Linked DNA regions of Homo sapiens: region 2 is linked to region 1. A link is a contact called in ENCODE POLR2A ChIA-PET data. All regions are on one chromosome and are shown on one strand. Each heading gives the region's core, a stretch centred on a gene start or an enhancer-like site at or near the end of the contact. The rest is flanking DNA. Distances are from core to core; before and after follow the strand shown. Region 1 overlaps NEURL1 (neuralized E3 ubiquitin protein ligase 1). Region 2 overlaps SH3PXD2A (SH3 and PX domains 2A).

Region 1 (4,899 bases), core at 1,939-4,438:
CCTCCCCTCACTCACTTTAACGCAGCAATCCAAAATGTTTGGCCCGAATCAAGCCGAAAGTCCAAGGCCCTAAAGAAAATACAATCAGCCAAGCGCGGTGGCTCACACCTGTAAACCCAGCACTTTGGGAGGCCGACACAGGTGGATCACGAGGTCAGGAATTCAAGACCAGCCTGACCAACATGGTGAAACCCCGTCTCTACTAAAAATACAAAAAATTAGCCGGGCATGGTGGTGGGTGCCTGTGATCCCAGCTACTCGGGAGGCTGAGGCAGAGAATTGCTTGAACTCAGGAGGCAGAGTTTGCAGTGAGCTGAGATCATGCCACTGCACTCCAATCTGGGTGGCAGAGAGAGACTACGTCTCAAAAAAAAAGAAAAGAAAAGAAAAGATAATACAATCAAGGACCATTTCAATGTGTCTTCAGGAGCCCAGCTACAGGCTACGGCACCCCTAGGAAGGAGCAAACCCCTGCGTCTCCCGCTGGCCCCAGCTCATTTCCCAGAAGAAGGTGAAACCAGAGCCGCTGGGGCAGCTAGGGCGTGTGTACAGGTGTGGGCACACATGGGCGTGGATGCATGAGGACGCATATGCAAGGGTTCTGATGGGGGTGGAGGTTGGCTGTGTGGACACAGGCAAACACTCCCTCTCCAGACCTTCCAACTCCTGTCCCCTCTGCTTGTGCAATGGCAAAGGCCCAGGGCCAGCTTAAGGGAGGCCCCGCCTGGGAGGGCGGTCCTGGCAAAAGGGTGGAGGTCAAGGCAGATGTGGCATTTGATGAGCGCTCACTGATGGCCACCTAGCCTGGATGCCCAATTCCTAGAGTTCTTAGAGCACCGCAAGTGATCCTCCTGCCCCCAGGGAAATGGGACAAATGAGAGGGAGGGAATATGACCTTGGGCCCAGGTTGCCTTTCCAAGCCCTCTTGATTTTCCCCATGTTGAGTTCTCTGCTCACATGATTCATGTAATCCTCACAATAATCTTGTTTTCTTTTTTTCTTGAGACGAGGTCTCACTATATTATCCAGGCTGGTCTCGAACTCCTGGGCTCAAGCAATCCTCCCACCTCAGCCTCCAAGGTGTCTGGGATTGCAGGCGTGAACCATCGGGCCTGGCCTGCACAGCAATCTTAGAAGGAGGGTGCTATTACTAGCCTCATTGACAGGTGAGAAAACTGAGGCTCGGGAAGACATTTGCCTTCCTTACAAAACATATCTACCCACTCCCAGAGCATGAGCTAAGGTGGTCTCACCCTCTAGGGAGCCTGTGCTCCAGGCAGCTGGAGGACAGTGTACTATGTCCTGAGTCTGCTCTGAGAGCCTCTCTGTCCTTCCCAGACCACAGGCTTGCCCAAGTCTGACTCCAGTGGAAAATGCCAGTCGGCTCCAGACCCTCTGCCAACAGGCCCCGCCGGGGCCAGCAAGCCCTGAGAAGAGCCCCCACCCCACAGACGGGCAAGGCCAGGCTCAGGTCAGCCCAATCCAACTCTCCGGCCAAGGCCCAGGCCACTGGCAGTGCCCCTGGCCTGGCTCCGGATTATGTGTCTTCCAGGGCCTTCCATCTGTCACTTAGCCCTCCAAACCCAGGACGGAATTCATTTCCTTTTAAGAGAGCCAATGATTTGCTTTTCCTACATCTTTCCCTGTCTTTTTTCTTTTTTAATTAGAAATTACTCTCCCAAAGTCCAGAGCCTGGAAGGGAGAAGCCACCTGGTCACCAGTTCCGGCTGCGGCTGCCCATGCGCTCCTGCCACCACCCTCCTTCCTTCCTGAGCCTCTCCCAGGCTCCTCAGTGCCCACTGGACTCGGCAGATGGACACTGTCCCACCTCCTAATACCCCATCCAAGCAGGGAGCAGGGTACATAGGGGAGTGCGTCAGGGACTCCCCAAGGTCAGCCTATTCTGTTCTGGCTGGTTTGTAAAGGACCCCAGTTCCCAGGGCCCAGGGAAGACACACAAGTCCCTAGGAAGGCTTCTCCGGGTCTGCTGCCACATCGGCCATGGCGCTCCCAAGACCACAGTACTAGAGCTAGGGGAACAAGAGGACAGGGTTTGGAGCAAGCAGGAGCTCTGCAAATGGGGAGCCAGCCAGTGGCCCCCTCTCTTTAACCCCTCCAGCTCCAGGCTGTGGGTCTGTCTGACTGTGGACGTGACCTGCAGGGCTCAGAAGTTCTCTGGCCTCCCCCACAGAGCACACACTTGGAGAAGCGAGGTCAGGCGCTGTGGGGTGCTGTCACTTGCACACCCGTGTGCTTAGGCACAAGCCGGCACAGGTGCACACCCACGGGCACCTTCAGTGCCTACTCACGAGCACAGACACACATGCACACTCAGCACACATGTGGGTGCCCACATGTCTTTGCGGGGCTCCAGCATAGAACACAGCACCATCTCCAAGGCCCACATCCCAGAGCCGACAAGCAGGTCCCCTCAGCTGTCTAACTAACTGTGGCTGCCTCCGTCCCGGGAGAGGTGGGTAGGGAAACCCAGGACCTCGCATCCCACTTGGGGACTAGTCAGCACCTTGGTAAGAGGACAAGGAGGTAAGAGGACAAGGAGGTAAGAGGACAAGGAGACTTTGTGGGGAGCCTCAGCTGCCTGACCTCCCACCATCAGTGGGAGGGCGCCACTGTCAGGGAAGGCACCCCTCTTCCTGCTCTACCCAGCTCCCTTGCTGCCCCCACCCCAGTGCCCACCACCAAAAGGTGCCCCCACACAGCCCCAGACCCCTCCATGGAGTGAGAAGTAGGGGCATGACCAAGCCCTCAGCCCCAGCGCCCCTCCGCCCGGCCTCCCCAGGCGGTCTCGGGCTGGGGTGGGCGGGCCCGCAGGCATCCGCGGGGCCTTACCGTGGAGAGTGCTCCGGGTGATCTGTCCCCCCATCTCCGGCGACGGGCAGTGCAGCCACCTCTGCTGGGCCGGCCGGCTGGTCACCGAGTCGCCCCGGCCGGCTGCTCCCCTCCTCCTCCCCCGTCTCCTCCCCCGCGGGCGGAGACCGGCATGGCAGGGCCGAGGCCCCTCCCGCGCCCCCACGCGCCCCCACGCGCCCCCTCCGGCACACGCGCACGCCGCCCGCCCGCGGCCAGCCGGCCACACGCGCACGCAGCACGCACACCCCTCCGGCCGCCGCCTCCCCGCTCCCACCCACTCCAGCCTCCCCACCTCCCGCGCTGGTACAGCCGATGGGATCTGTCATGTTTATTTACATAAGGAGGAGGAGACTGGAGGCTTCCTGAAATAGCAGCGAGCTCCAGAAAGCGAGCAGAGGCGCGCACACGCACACACATCCCCATCACACACAGCCCCATCTCAGGGATGTAGTGACACACACAGCCCTCCCTGAACGCCCAGGCCGACAGCCATTCATTCACTAGCCTCATGCACCTACTACATGCAGAGGTCCTGCTAGGTGAGAGGGGACCCCCTGGGAAGCAAAACAGACATCGTCCCTGCCCTCAAGAGGTTCACAATCAAGCTGATGGAGCTGTTAACCAAGTGCTAACACCGTTTCTGTCTTCTTCCAGGCTCTGTTCCAAGGGCTTTGCAAGTATTAACTCCTTTGGTCCTCACAGGCTGAATGATGAGGTCAGTATTACAGTCATTATCAACAGATCAACAGGTACCATCTCTAAGATGATGATGATGGTCTTACAGATGAGAAAACTGAGACAAAGAGAGGCTGCTCACCTAAAAGGTGGCAAGGCTGGAATGCAAACCCAGGCAGTGCAGCACCAGAATCCAGGCTTTTCCCCCCCACACCAACCTATCCCTTTAACCATGCACATACACACACACCACACACCCCAACACAGACCTGCACTATTCTTCTGCATCATGTCACACAAATGTGCATATACATGGGCTCATAAGCACTTGGGAGCATTCACCACTGAGCGCACTCAGCCATCTACTGACCACCAGACATGTACTCACATGGTTACATGCACACCTCTCAATGTCCACAGTCAACATACGCCTGCTTCCACAGACTCGCAAAGTTTCTAGAGAAATCTTAAGGTGGACACTGGCACCCCACACTCAGGGAAGAGGGAAAGGTGGGAACAGAGGGGGAAGAGGGAGGCTGGGATGGCAGGCCCCTCCAGCCCTGGGCAGGCATGCCGGGAGCCCAGATCATCATCAAGAGAGCAGCTGCCATGCAATGAGCATGCACCGTGCACCAGGAACTGTGTGGGTGGCAGTGGCTATGATGATATCTGTTTTACAGAGAAGAAAGTGGAGGTTCTGAGAGGCTAAGGAGCTTGCGTGAGGTTACCCAGCAGGTCACAGGCAGGACCAGGACTCAGGCCATGTCTGAGGGACAATGTCACCATCCAACACAAGCTCAGGGGCCTCTACCAGGACAACAGGACAGCACCATCCTCCCTGGCCCTGGCCTGGACACCAGCCCCTGTCCTCAAGGTCTGGGATCTTGGACCCCAGGGAAAGGGCTGGGTGGGAAGAGAAAGCCAGCGGGCAGGTGGGAGGACAGAGGGGTAGGGGCTGAGGAAGGGGCCACGGGAAAGGTGGAGGCTGTCCCACAGCAGATGGAACTCAGAGGCCTGGGCCCTGTAAGGGACTGGACTGGGTCCTGAGCCCGCAGCTCAAGACCCTGCTGCTCCCACTTCTGAGTGGGTCTGGGGAAGCGGTTAGGAGGGACATTCAGGCCTGACCTAGAGTCATCAGCAGAGGGCTGGGCGGGATCTGGGGGAGAGCAAGCCCAGTCGGCCGATGCTCCCCTGAGCCAGAGGCATGCCCACGACTTCCGGGAGAAGCCACGACACCCGAGTCCGCACAAGGCAGCCCACTTTCCACAGGCACATACCGGCTCATAGCTGTGCAGTCACACGTACACACACGCACACACTTCCTGGCACACATACCCAGTTCCCATGGGGGCG
Region 2 (4,383 bases), core at 1,779-4,278, 83 kb before region 1:
TGCCAGGAGGGGGACCTGCACAACTCAGGCTGCCTGGACCCTCCCAGCTTGCACCTAAGATTTTGGCGTCATGGTTGTTAAAATTGATATTGCCCTTCCATTTGCTCCAAAAAGTTTGAACAGTAAATTTTAAGATCCTCATACTAAGCCATGTCCTTTTGTCTCTCCATTTAAGACTTTGCATCTTGTCAGATTTGAGCTGTCATTACCATCTGTTCAGACCTCTTTTTTGGCTCCTAATCCTGGCACAGCTTTTGCTAAATGAGATCGTGCTGCCAGTACTGTGTCTCTGTCCTCATCCTGGGTTGATTAAAACATCCAACAGGACAGGTTCCCATTGGAGCCACTCCGTCCTGCTGGGTTGTGCCAGCCCTCGAGCTGTGGATCTGTCAGTGCTTCCCTGTAGCCCCCAGGGCCCTGGGGGATCATGAGGGACACAAGGGCCTGGAGGTCTCAGCTGTGACACATCCCGGGCCCACCAGTCCAGTAGCTCACTCACTGCCAGGCCCCCTTTCTTCCTGTTGCACCCTTCTGACCGACACTGCCTGGGTGAGTGTGCAGAGCCCCTTCCCAGGCTCTCCCAGCATTCCTTAGGGAGTCCATGTTTTACTTAACCACGACCAGCATGAGGCTGCCCTTCTCTACTCTGGAATTCACCGCCTTCTTCTCTAAAAGCTGGGACCGTTGCCCATTTTGTGTCCTTGGGTGTTGCTCCCATCTCCATGTCTCCCACGATTGCTGATGATGACTGGAGGGCTCTTTGTCAAATGCTCTTGGGACCCTTCTCTGCGGCCAGCTGGTGAGAGTGCATTGAGGCAGCCTGTCCATGCTGTCCCTACCTCTGCCTGGGGTCTACTTACCCTCTGGGGATCCGTGTGCCAGGCTGAGACCCTTCCTTCTGAGAGCGAATGCTGAGCTGCAGACAGGAGCCCAGGAGACCCCTCCTCCCTGTGCCACACCCTCCTCAGGAAAGAGACTTAGCTCTTTCTTTTTTTTTTTTTAATTTTTTTAGATGGAGTCACGCTCTGTCACCCAGGCTACAGTGCAGTGGTGCGATCTTGGCTCACTGCAACCTCCACCTCCTGGGTACAAGCGATTCTCCTGCTTCAGCCTCCCAAGTGGCTGGGATTACAGGCATGTGCCACTACACCTGGCTAATTTTTGTATTTTTATTACAAACGGGGTTTCGCCATGTTGGCCAGACTGGTCTCGAACTCCTAACCTCAGGTGATCCGCCCGCCTCGGCCTCCCAAAATGCTGGGATTACAGGCGTGAGCCACTGTGCCTGGCCGACTTAGCCCTTTCTTACTCTTTCTCTTGCTGGAACAGCAGGGAAAACACCCTTTTTGTTCCCCTGAGCATGTCCTCAGGGCTCCACCTCTGAGAATGTAAGTGTCTTGACTGGATTCTTAGCAGGCCACCCCTTCCCGCCCCACTCTCCTTCCCTGACTGCCACTCTTCCATCATCTTCCATCGTCTTGCCTTTGACAGCAGGTCTCTCTCACCATCCACATCATTTACAGTTGTGACATTAGAGTTTACCTTCTTGCATCTTCCATCTTTCCTGAGCGCCTCATGTTTAGGAATCTGGGCACAGGCTCACACCTCTGTGCTCTGCTTAATAATGGCACTGAGAGAGGGCACCAGCTTGAGGTGAGTGCCTCATTTTCTTTTTTTCTTTTTTTTTTTTCTTTTTCTTTTTTTTTTTTTTTTTTAAGACGGAGTCTCGCTCTGTCGCCAGGCTGGAGTGCAGTGGCACGATCTTGGCTCACTGCAACCTCCGCTTCCCAGGTTCAAGCGATTCTCCTGCCTCAGCCTCCCAAGTAGCTGGGACTACAGGCACACGCCACCATGCCCAGCTAACTTTTGTATTTTTAATAGAGACAGGGTTTCACCATGTTGGTCAGGATGGTCTCAATCTCTTGACCTCGTGATCCACCTGCCTCAGCCTCCCAAAGTGCCAGGATTACAGGCATGAGCCACCATGCCCGGCCTTGAATGCCTCATTTTCATCTGGAATAATCCCCTATGAAGCCATTAGAGTGAGCCCATGCAGCCTGTCACTCTGAGGTTCAATTCAAGTCTCTTCTCCTCTAAGAATTCTTTTCTGCCTAGTCATTCTCATCTCTGGATATCTCTGGTTCCTTGGCAAGCATTGTATCACCCACCGCCATGTCCACTGCATGGGGCTGTCTGGGTCGCCCTGCCGCACCCAGCACAAGCAGTCTCGTGCCAAGTCCCCCTGCAAGCAGCCGCCCTTCTCATCCATCCACTGCTCTGCAGCTCCTGGAGAGGCCTCATGCCATCTTATAATCTCCACCTCAACCTGTCTCCGACCCCCACCCGTGCCAGGCACAGAATCAGACCCACATGTTTTCAGTAGAGACCTTCTGAGGTCAAGGGTAAATGACACTGACACCACGAGGGTCTCTCTCTCCCCCTGAAACTCCAGACACCCAAGACCTACCTGCTTCCCTGGCCATCCCTGGCCCCAGTCACCCAGGCGCATTGAGGTCTTGGTTCCTTCTTTAGAATTTCACTTCATGTCAGCGCTTTGCGACTTGTGCTCGTCTGAAGGCACTATTCTGATTCCAATCAGGCACTATTCTGAAGGCTTTTCAAGGATTAGCTCCTCTAATCCTCGTAACAACACTGAGATGTGGGTACTTTGGGTCGGTTTTGCAGATGAGAAAATTGAGGCAATTGCCCAAATTCATGCAGCTGGCAAGTAGCAGAGCTGGGCCTCAATCCCAGGCAGCCTGGCTCTGGCGCCCTCGCTGGAAACCATTCTCCGCTACCTGTCATTTAACCATGTGTCCCTCTCTGCCTGCGTTGCTTGTTAGTCAGGCCTCCTTCTGGGTGCCTCACCCATGACCTTGGTCTGCTCAGACACACCAGAGCCCTGTGGGCTTGGCGGGGACCCAGCCTAGCACTGGCTTCTGGGCCTGTTCGGTGAGGTGGGCAGGCTGGAGCTGAGTGGGAAGGTGGCAGCAGCCCAGGCTGTCTTGACACGGACTCCACGGAGCCTTCCAAATGGTGACGTAGCAGCCTGTGCTAATGGTCTTGGAATCCAGGCCCCAGGTGCCCAGGGGAGGTTCTGGGTCCCTGGTGGCCTCAGAGCCCGTCTAGGGGAGGGAAGGCCCTGGGCAACGGAGCAGGGTGGGCACAGGTAGGACCCGCTGAGTGGCTCATGAAGGCAGGGGCTGTGTGGGTGCACGCAGGAGGGACTGGAGGAGTTTCTCGCTCGCTCCTGTTTGCTTTGGACCATGGAGGCGCGTGTCTTGGCAAGAGCTGCAGTGACAGGGCTTTCTGACCAGGGGAGGCCTGGCCGAGGGTGGGCAGCCTTTCACTGGTCTTAAAGGCACAGCACTCGCAGACAGCCTGCATTTCCAGCTTCTCTGGTTCCACAAAGGCAGAAGCCTTAGCTCTGCCTGGAGGTCATGGGAAAGGGGTCAGGCTGGGTCCAGGACAGCAGCACTCACTTGGGCCCAGCCTTGTGCTGGGTGTGGTATGGGTAGGTAGGCAGCGCTGGTGCCATGCGCCTGGCCAGGATGCCCTCAGCCCTTTCTTCCTCTCAGTGTCTCCCCACCCGTCGCCACTTGGAGCTCGCAAATGCCCTATTCCCTTCTCCAAACCCGCACCAAGCAAAGAACTTGGAATGCCTAGGAAGATCACCCTTCCAAAGGGTCAAGGTCTGAGCTCAGGTTTAAATCATGAATAGAGGTGCTTTGAGAAGCAGGTCAGGGTGCTGGCTGAGGGTTCTGGAAGTGGGCTGCTGCTGTTCACCCACCCCGAGCCTATATGAGGAGGAGTTTGAGGCAGGGCCTGTCTTCCTCTTTTCCTAGCTCCACCATGCACCCTTCCCCACCTGGATACCAAAACCCTTACATAGGCCTGGGCATGGAATGAGTGCAGCCCACATTCTGAGCTCTGAATTACCTGGTGTTAAGCCAGATGTGAAGGACCAAGAGTAACTCACGGGGAAGGAAAACATGAAGCCTGGAAGTCATCTAAAGCCTCCTGGGTTTTTCCAAACTCCAAGCTCTGAGTCTCATCCTGCCTTGAAATCCTCTGGGTTTGTGCCCAGAGCCTGAAGCCCAGCCTTCTCCAGCAGGCCTCAGGGCCAGGGCACAGGCGGCAATCGAACCCCGCGTGTGCCATGCCTGGGTGATGGGGGAGTAGAGCATGAGTCCCGGATGCGTGTTGTTCACTGCAGTGTCCTCGTGCCTGGAACAGGACCTGGCCCGTACCAGGTGCTCGGGAAATACTTGCTGGTGAAAATCTCTGGGTATTGCATACACCATATGTTCCTGATGCCACTGGGCATCCCCAGGTACTTAGTATTACTCTGGTGTGCCAGTGAGGCTCAGAGAGGGCCAGTGA

What was found. ChIA-PET counts read pairs that join two places held with the same protein, here RNA polymerase II (POLR2A).
Region 2: POLR2A ChIA-PET joins it to region 1 with 11 read pairs in activated CD4-positive, alpha-beta T cell. The contact joins two enhancer-like sites. POLR2A ChIA-PET finds 5 or more read pairs at or near these places in 3 of 52 experiments (OCI-LY7, activated CD4-positive, alpha-beta T cell and activated CD8-positive, alpha-beta memory T cell).

The regions. Positions count from the first base shown.
Region 1 is chr10:103,553,365-103,558,263 of GRCh38, reverse strand. The region is part of intron 1 of NEURL1 (neuralized E3 ubiquitin protein ligase 1); the gene reads right to left. Among named protein-coding and RNA genes, the nearest start is that of NEURL1-AS1, 38 kb to the right of the region's middle. Within about 2 kb of position 3,188, at least 5 of the 41 ENCODE cell types and tissues checked have a DNase peak (open chromatin) inside an H3K27ac peak, as active enhancers do.
Region 2 is chr10:103,636,941-103,641,323 of GRCh38, reverse strand. All of the region lies in intron 8 of SH3PXD2A (SH3 and PX domains 2A), which reads left to right. Among named protein-coding and RNA genes, the nearest start is that of SH3PXD2A-AS1, 110 kb to the left of the region's middle. RefSeq lists enhancers at 739-1,534, 4,058-4,383. Within about 2 kb of position 3,028, at least 21 of the 41 ENCODE cell types and tissues checked have a DNase peak (open chromatin) inside an H3K27ac peak, as active enhancers do.